2 separate regions of the Homo sapiens genome follow, and region 2 is linked to region 1. Evidence: read pairs that join two places in POLR2A ChIA-PET (ENCODE). Cell type or tissue: B cell. All regions are shown on one strand.

What was found. Peaks named below come from ENCODE experiments on the same cell type or tissue, not always from the same donor. Only the 100,000 strongest peaks of a DNase experiment are listed, where the experiment ranks them.
Region 2: POLR2A ChIA-PET joins it to region 1 with 6 read pairs; 3 of 35 experiments call an interaction of 5 or more read pairs at or near these places.

The regions. Positions count from the first base shown.
Region 1 is chr9:89,482,662-89,487,661 of GRCh38, reverse strand. All of the region lies in intron 1 of SEMA4D (semaphorin 4D), which reads left to right. Among named protein-coding and RNA genes, the nearest start is that of SEMA4D, 13 kb to the left of the region's middle. RefSeq lists an enhancer at 1,060-1,129 and silencers at 2,299-2,388, 2,399-2,478. In B cell, no CTCF peak of the experiment used is centred here; DNase peaks (open chromatin) are centred at 2,501 and 3,561; H3K4me3 peaks cover 1,711 bases; H3K27ac peaks cover 4,680 bases.
Region 2 is chr9:89,369,969-89,374,968 of GRCh38, reverse strand. It overlaps a transcript of SEMA4D not described here. Among named protein-coding and RNA genes, the nearest start is that of SECISBP2, 54 kb to the right of the region's middle. RefSeq lists an enhancer at 1,742-1,811. In B cell, no CTCF peak of the experiment used is centred here; a DNase peak (open chromatin) is centred at 2,378; H3K27ac peaks cover 2,494 bases.

The DNA.
Region 1 (5,000 bases):
GTCGCTATTTAAGTAGCTTTTTTTGTAGTCCCTCAAGATCTTTCATATAGATAATTCTGATGATTATGAATAAAGACCAGTTTCTTTCCAGTTAGAATGCCTTTTACTCCTTTTTCTTCTTTTCTTTCACTTCTAGGACTTTCAGTACAATGATTAATAGAAGTGATAAAAGTGGACATTCTTGCCTGTTCCCAATATCAGGAAGGAAGAATTTCAAGTTTTGTTGTTGTTGTTGTTAAGTATGATGTTAGGTAAAGATATGAAGTGCCTTTTACAAGGCGGTGGAAGTTTTTTAATTTGTTGAGAGCTTTTATCATGAGTAGGTGTTGAATTTCCTCATATACTTTTTCTGTATCTGTTGAGATGATCATAGGGTTTTTCATTTTTTGTTTGTAAATATGGTGAATTACACTGGTTAACTTTTGAATGTTAAATCATTCTTGCATTTCTGGCACAAATCCCACTTGGTAATTATGTATCTTTTTTATATATTTGTTTTATATATTATATATATATATTTATATATTGCTGGATTTGATTTGCTGCAATTTTATTAAGGATATTTGTGGCTATGTCATGAGGGATATTGTTTTCTTTTCTGGTACTGTATTTTATATTGGTATCAAAGTAAAGTTTGCCCCACACAATGATTTGAGAAGTGGTTCCTCTTACTATTTTTGAATAGTCTTTGTAGGATTGGGCTTCTCTTGCCCTCCCCTCCCCTTCCCTTCCTTTCCCTTTTTGGAGACAAGGTCTCACTGTGTTGTCCAGGCTGGAGTGCAGTGGTACAATCATAGCTCAATCATAGCTCACTGCAGCCTTGACTTCCTGGGCTCAAGTGATCTTCCTGCCTCAGCCTCCAGAGTAGCTGGGACTACAAGCATACACCACTATGCCTGGCTAATTTTTTTGAATTTTAGCAGAGACAGAGTTTCACTATGATTCCCAGGCTGGCCTTGAATTCCTAACCTCAAGCCATCTTCCCGCTTTGGCCTTCTGAAGTGCTGAGCTTACAGGTGTGAGCCACTGTGCCCAGCCTGTCTGGGGTTTTCTTTATGGAGAGGCTTTTAATTATGAATTCAATTCCTTAACATAGGACTATGAAGATTTTCTGTTTCTGTTTGAGTCAGTTCTGGTTATTTGTGTGATTTATTGAGCTATAATTTTATATACAGTGAAATCTTTCCTGTTAAATGTACCATTCTGTGAGTTTTGGTTAATGCATGTGGTTTTGGTAAATATAACCATACCAAATCATTTCCACACCAAATCAAGGTATGGAAAATTTTCATAACTCCAAAAATTCCGTCTTGTGCCCCTTTGTAGTCAGTTTCCTTTCCCCAGACCTAGCAACCACTGACCTGTTTTCCATCCCTCTAGGCTTTTCCAGAATTTCATATAGAAGGAATTATACAGATTGTAGCCTTTGAGTCTGGCTTCTTTCACTCAGCATAATTATGCAGGTATTTGAGCAGTAAATAAAGCAATCAGATCGATGTCTCAGGAGTAACTCTGGCATTTCAGAGTGATGAATTGGAAAGACAGATTGGAAACAAGGGAAAGAAGTTATGGGACAAGAATGCTAGATGACGTTCATGGTGACCTTGTTATAAATGATATGCCAAACTCTATCCGTCTCATGGAGTTCTGACCACAGTCCTGTAAGACTGGGTCAGTTCTCCCCTCTTGTTTACAGGTGAGAACAGAGAGAATAAGAATGTTATTCTTGAAGCCGCTCAGCCAAGAAGTGGTGAAGCCAGGAGTTGTGATTCGATGCTCTATACTGAGGTCCAGCATCTAATGCATGCACTAGGAGGTGGCAGTTGGTTAGTGGTTTTTTTTTTTTCTTTTTTTTTTTTTTTTTTTTTTTTTTGAGATGGAGTTTTGCTCTTGTTGCCCAGGCTGGAGTGCAATGGTGCAATCTTGGCTCACTGCAACCTCTGCCTCCCAAGTTCAAGTGATTCTCCTGCCTCAGCCTCCCAAGTAGCTGGGATTACAGGCATGCGCCACCATGCCCGGCTAATTTTGTATTTTTAGTAGAGATGGGGTTTCTCCATGTTGGTCAGGCTGGTCTTGAACTCCCGACCTCAGGTGATCCTCCCGTCTTGGCCTCCCAAAGTGCTAGGATTACAGGTGTGAGCCACCGTGCCCAGCCCGGTTAATGTTTTAAAGATTTTAAGGCACATGTACCCTTTGGCCATTGGAGTCTGAATGAGCTAGACATTTATTTAAAGAATCATGAATGTTAAGAAGCATTTATTGAAAAGGGTGTTTCTCAGTGTTTATAAATAGAAAATCCAGATATAACCTGGGCAGCTACTGACAGTGAAATAGTTAGGCAGGATGTGCCATAGTAACATTGGTCACTCTTTGAAAATCTAGTGTAAAATATGCCTAATGAGATGAGAAGTCAGCATAATACATCATGTGTTAAGAACAGTTTGTGAACCAACATGCATGGCAAGGACTTACAATTGCCTAGAAAGCACTAGACCATGTCCAAAATGCGAGTCAGATGTTTAGTTGATGACGTGCCTTCTGTTTTCTCCTTGGTGCTTGTCTACATTTCTCTGATTTTCTGCAACAATACTTGTTATGGAAATCACAAAGGAGAAATACAAAGGAAAAGGTTGAAAAATGTAGCTCTGGAACACACACACACACACACACACAACATACTACACACATATGCCTCCACCACCCACCCAGTACACACACACCAAACAACACACACATACACATCACACCACACACCCCATACCACACACTACACACATACCCCCCACACCACAAACACCCAGTATACACACATTACACACACACCACACAATACATCCACACACCACACACCCACCACACAATACATCCACACACCACACCACACATTCCCCATACCACACACTTCACACATACCTGCCACACCACACACACATAACACACAACACATCCATACACCACATCACATACCACACACACAGCCACCACACTACATACACACACCACACCACACACACACTACATATATACTGCATACATACACCGCACATCACACCACGGAACACCCCATACTACACACATACCCCACCATGTATACACACACCATACACGTACCTCCCCACCCCACACACCCAGTCCATACACACCACACACACTACACAAACCCACCACGTGGTACATACACATACCATGCCACACACACACACAAAACACACACAACACACACTGTACACATACACACCACACACACCACACATCAAACCCCACACATAACACCACACAGTCATATGCTGCACGTGCCGCAGCACACACAGCACACACATACCCCGTATGCATCGGAGTCTTGAGAGCTTTGCACACTTTTCCTAGACTGGTCATGCGTGCCTTGTTCCCAGAGCAGGTGGGTGTTTTGCAGCTTGTTCTGCTCCTAAAGGGCATGCAGGCAGTGAAGCTGGCCGGCCCCTCGCTTGCCTCTCCCAGATGCAGCCCAGCTGCAGGTGGGCCTGCAGGGCGGGGTGGCCGCGGCGTCCTCTTTAAGGCTCCAGTTCCTGGGGGAGCCCGGAAGCCCTTCTGTGCCTGCCAGCTTGTGCGCAGCCTCAGTGGGGCCCGCCCTCTTCCTTAGTGGGGTTGTCCCTCAGTGGTTGTTGGGGGACTGTAGGATTATTAAATGAGATGACTCCTGTAATATCCCTTCTTGCCCACGTTTGAACTGAGATGCATGTGGAATTCAGTGTTATGTTTGAAACCAAGCCTCAGGAAGGTTTCAGTGCATGGACCATATTGCTAAAACATTTTTTATTACAATACAAAAGCTTCTTGACCATCAGGCAGCCTGGCTGTGTGGGTGTCTCATGCCTGGCTGGCTTCAGACGCTGACAGTGACCCACATGCATTTTATATTGTGAGGCAGCACACGCACACACACACAGCACACAGATGCACACATGCCAGTAAGTTTTGCTCATAACAGCCGCCCTTAACTATCTGTGACACCCCCTGATATTTTTATTTGATTATATTTGTTGAAAAACTGTGTTTGCAACCCCCAGATTGAGAACTACTGACCCCCATGTGACATCTGGCCCTATGTGTAACTGCATGGAAATGTAAAAATTTTAGCGTGACGTCAATGTGTGTACACTATGTATTATTATCTTATTTCTCACGTTGGCTGACTTTGACCATGTACTCCTCTACCGCTTGATTTTCCTCTCAGTGAGGCTAATCCCCACATTTCTGGGGCTGGACATGCCTTAGAGCCTTCAGCACAGTGCCTACCCCAGGGGCTGGTGTTGGACCGCAAGCCTGAGAACAACAGGGCAGGAAAACTGGGTCAAAGCAGAGCTCTTGAGCAGGTGGAATTGGATATCTAGCTTGTCTTTGAATGCTGAGGGCAGTGGCTTGGGTTTCAAATGTGGAATCCTGGGAAGCCGCCTGGCTCCCTTGGTCTTGCCTGTAAGCAGCGGCTGCGTCCTGGATGTTCTGTGGGGCTGAGGTCTCTCTGTGCAGGGATCTGCCATCCTCATGTTCCAGTTCCTTCCACAAGAGCACGGTTGGAGCAGGGCTTGGTTTTTGCCAGCTTGGCGAAACCAGAGAGGTGGTGAGAAGGCGATTTTTAAAATAGACACCAGTCGCTGCAGGACCTGGAATCAAGCCTTCGGGGAGATACAGACTCCATTTATTTACAAGTAACCGCTCTGTGACTCCAGCCAGTGGGCACAGGTTTTATTTCAACTGGAAGAGAGTGTCATTTAATAATTAGCACATTTAGGGCTGCAGAAGGGATAGATGGCTTAGCACAGATGTCTCGCGGTGGAAATGAAGGAGCCCTGAGAATGCAGACATGCTCTCTCCCCTTTCTCTTTTCTCAGCGAGGAGACCATGCTCAGGCCACAGTGGCATTCTCTAAATAAGTGATGGTGTCATCTGGAGACTTCCACTGAGACATTTTGTGTCAGGACTACTCTGAAGCCTTTTCAAGCACTTACATTGTAGTTGCTACA
Region 2 (5,000 bases), 110 kb after region 1:
CGATCCTCCTGCATCAGCCCCCCTAGTAGCTGGGATTACAGGCACACCTCACCATGCCCAGCTAATTTTTGTATTTTTAGTAGAGACAGGGTTTCGCCATCTTGGCCAGGCTGGTCTCAAACTACTGACCTCAGGGGATCCACCTGCCTTGGCCTCCCAAAGTGCTGGGATTACAGGCATGAGCCACCATGCCCGGCTGCTGTTACATTTTTAAATGTGAGGCTCCAGGTGTACCCCCTGTAGCTAGGCAGGCATACACACAAGCCCCTGGGGTCAGCAGGGAATGAAAGATGGGTGCCCAGGGAGAAGGGACATCACTGTTACAGCAACAGAAACCACCCCAGATATTTCAACCACAGGGCATTTAACACAGGGAATTGGTTACAAAGGTGATAGAAGGGCTGGGAACAGTGGGAAGGTGAGGTTTCCATTATCAGCCATGGGCAGGAAGAGTGAAGTGTCAAACACTCAGTCTCACTTGCTGTGCCACCGAGGCTGTGGCCGTGTGATCTGCAGCCTCTCCCTGCCCGCCACACTGCCTTCACTGCTGGAGGTCCTACTTGAAGCCACAAAAATGTTTCTTCCTTCCAACTTCCTGTCTCCTGTCAATGACTCCCATGGCCAGACCTAACAGAAAGCTGGCGGTCACAGATGGATATGGGGAATGTAGCTGTGGGCTTGCAGCAGTGTGGCCAGGAGTAGTGTGTAGAGGGTAGGGGAGCTGAGGGAGGAGGGCAGTCCTTTGCCAGTGCTCAGGATGGACTGAACAGATTGAGAACTGAGGCCCCCAGCCCTCCGCCACCCCCTTTTCACGTGGTCTTTACTTTCTCTCCAGAGGCATTTGGCCCCATCTGGGACATTCTCGTTCACTTGTTCCACTGAGGCCACAGCCTGCGAAGGCTGTGAGACCTCCCCAGGGAGCACCAGCTTAGGAGAGAGTGGCTTCAGCCTTTTCAAGGGTGGGCCGAGGCCAGGGCATCATGGGCATGCCGTGAACTCAGAGGGGCTGTGGCTGTGAATTTCCCGAGTAGGCTCCAGGGTTCTGTTGGGGTCTGTAGATGCTTCCTGCGACAGAGGCCACAGTGTGACTTGCAAGTCCCAGAGACTTTCCTGAGGAGAGTGAGTGCCATTTTCTGCCTTGTGGGCCAGGAATGAGCCATTCCAGGTGAGGCCCAGAGCCTGGAGATTGCAATACAGTGCACTCAAGGCACAGGCCTACCGCTTCTGCCTGTGTCCTCCCCCAGCCACCCAGGGCAGGGCTGCTTTGGAACTTGGCTGGGTTTTTCTTTGCTATAATGGCTGTTTTCGTGGTAGCTGTCACAGTGGTTTGGGGGCTGTCTGATTAAAGGGCTAGCAAAGTGTCTTTAGAATATGAAACTTAAGAGGACATTCGTGGCATCTTCAGTTCCCCATGCTGCGTCCTGGTGCCTGTAGCTCTGCTGGGTGACCCTGTGTCTTGGGGAGCGTCTCACCCCCCAGAGAGGGCTGACTGATGGAAGGTCAGCTGGTCAGGGTTGCACTTGGGGACTGGGTCTGCCCCAGAGCTGGTGGAGGCCCATGTGTCACCCAGGAGATGTCCCCACCTGCCCCAACACTTGGCCAGTGCTCAGAAAGTGGCCCCAGGGACTTGGCCATCCAGGAGAGGTGAGGGCCCTCTGAGGCCAAAGCGCTTCCTGAAAGGGGATCGGGGTGGGTCTGCACAGGGGAAAACATAGCCTGTGGTGTGTGCAGAGGCTGCCAGGGCACAAGGGCCCAACGTGGGGTGCGGTGGAGGTGATGTGGCCACGTGGGCGGAGTAGGGCGGAGAGGCCTGTGTCCTGGGGATGCGAGAGCTTGAGGCCTGGTGGTGGGGTGGAGGCCCACCCTTGTCCTGCACCCAGGGGCCTCAGTGCCCATCCAAGGGAGGGACAGGGCCACACCTGTGGGCCTGTGTCAGGAGCTGGGGTGGGAGATTGGCCACCAGTGCCACTCTCCACCTAGACACATTTCATCCCTTCTCCACCACAGTTCTCGCCTCTAGGAAGTGGAATTATCAGTGGAAGATGATACGGAAAGATCCACTGATGGCCCTGGCACAGGCCAGCCTTGTCCCTGGGGCAGGATGGGACGGTCCTGAGAAGGCCCTGGGACACCCTAGGGGTGTCATAGTGGGAACTATGCCTTTGCAGTGCCCAGGTGAGACAGCACATGGTGTCACCCCAAGCATGGTACCCTGGGCTCAGTGACAAGAGGGGTGGGCAGGTCAGGACTGCACTGCCTTGGGGCCCGTGCCCTGGGAGCCGCTAGCCCTATGATCCTGAGTCCTGGGGGACTGAGTGCATCGGCAGGGCCTGGAGCAGCTGGGAGTGGCCGACTGCCTCAGTGTGCACTGTGGCCGCACAGGAGGGACAGCGGCCTTGAGAGTGTTCAGAGCTGTTGCACAGCCATCCTGCACCGCGTTGGCCCTGGGATGGACTGCTGTCTAAGCTTTGTCATGCGGCTAGCAATGCACATTTACTATAGTCAGTCACCCTGGTACCAGCCGTGAAGGACGGGCAGGGACACACACACCACACCCCAGACACACACACACCCCCGACACACCACACCCCAGACACCACATCCCAGACACACACCACACCACACCCCCCCACACACACCTCAGACACCACACCCCCGACCCACACCACACCCCATACACACCCCCGACACACACCACACCCCACACACCCACCACAGCCCAGACACACCACACCCCAGACACACACCACACCCCCCAGACACACACCACACCCCCCACACACACCACACCCATCACACCCCCCACACACACACCCGACACACACCACGCCCCCCAACACACACACCCCACACACCACACCCATCACACCCCCCACACACACACCCGACACACACCACGCCCCCAACACACCACACCCGACACACACACCCCAACACACACCACACCCCAGACACACACCACACCCCAGACACACACCACACCCCAGACACACACCACACCCCACACACACCACACCCCACACACACCACACCCCACACACACCACACCCCACACACCACACACATACCACACCCCAGACACCACACACATCACACCCCCCCACACACACCTCAGACACCACACCCCCAACACACACCACACCCCAGACACACACACCCCCCACACACACACCCCAAACACACCCCGACACACACCACACCCCCCACACACACACCACACCCGACACACACCACACCCCAGACACACACCACACCCCAGACACATCCCACACACATCACACCCCACACACACACCCCAGACACACACCACACCCCAGACACATCCCACACACATCACACCCCACACACACACCCGACACACACCACACCCCAGACACACACCACACCCCAGACACACACCCCCCCCCACACACCACACCCCAAACACACCCCCACACACACACCACACCCCAGACACACACACACTACACCCCAGACACATCCCACACACATCACACCCCACACACACACCCCAGACACACACCACACCCCACACACACACCCCAGACACACACCACACCCCAGACACACACCACACCCCAGACACACATGCCACACCCCAGACACACACACCCCAACACACACCACACTCCAGACACACACCAACCCCACACACACCACACCCCAGACACACACACCGTCACACACCACACCCCACACACATGCCACAGCCCACCCCACATACGCACCCTACCCCAGACACACACCACACCCCACACACCACACCCCAGATACACACCACACCCCCCCCACACACACCTTATACACCCCAGACATAACACACACCCCACACCCCAGACATACACACCACACCCCCCCACACACACCTTATACACCCCAGACATAACACACACCCCACACCCCAGACATACACATACCCCTGACACACACCACACCCCACCCCAGATACCACACACCCCACACCCCGACATACCCCTGACACAGCTCACCCCAGATACACACCCTACCCCAGATACACACCATACCCCAGACACACAACACCCCCCCAACACACACCATCCCAGTCACATGCCACACATCCCAGACACACACCCCACACGCCACATCCCACACACACACGCCCGACACACCGCACCCCAGACACACACCACACCCACACACATGCCACACCCCACACATACACCCCACCCCACACACACATCACACCCCTCACAACCACACCCCACACACACACCACACCCCACAAACTACATAGACTATGCTAGCCACATACCACACACCAGACACACACACCACACATGAGCATGACGTATACCGCACACATGCCATGCACTGTACCCCCCCACACACATCCCAGACACACATACCACACACACTACACAGACCACACAGCAGACATACCACACACCAGCACCACACCCCCTCACACCACATGCCACACACACCACATGCCAGCATCACACACACACCATACCTCCTTCATACACACCACACACACAAACCAGACACACACCTACATACCACACACCACACACCAGCCACACACCACAAACACACCACACACACCACACGCCACGCATATATCAGATACACCACATACGTACAGATACACCACAATATACACCACACGACACATGTACCACAACACACACACACGACATAACACGCACACACATCACAAACACAATCATGTCCACCACACAACACACACACCATGTGCATGCACACAATAAATGCACAGCACAAAACATCACATACACCAAATCACACACACCACACACACATCAAACACCATACACACAGACCATGCATACTCACTGCACATGTGCACACATACCAACACACACCACACACACACACTGTACACACACCTAAAACCACCCCCATACACACCATACCAAACACAACCACTCACACATGCACCACACACAGCACAGCATACAACACACATCACACACACACCAATCATACCACTGTTACACACACACCACCACACATAC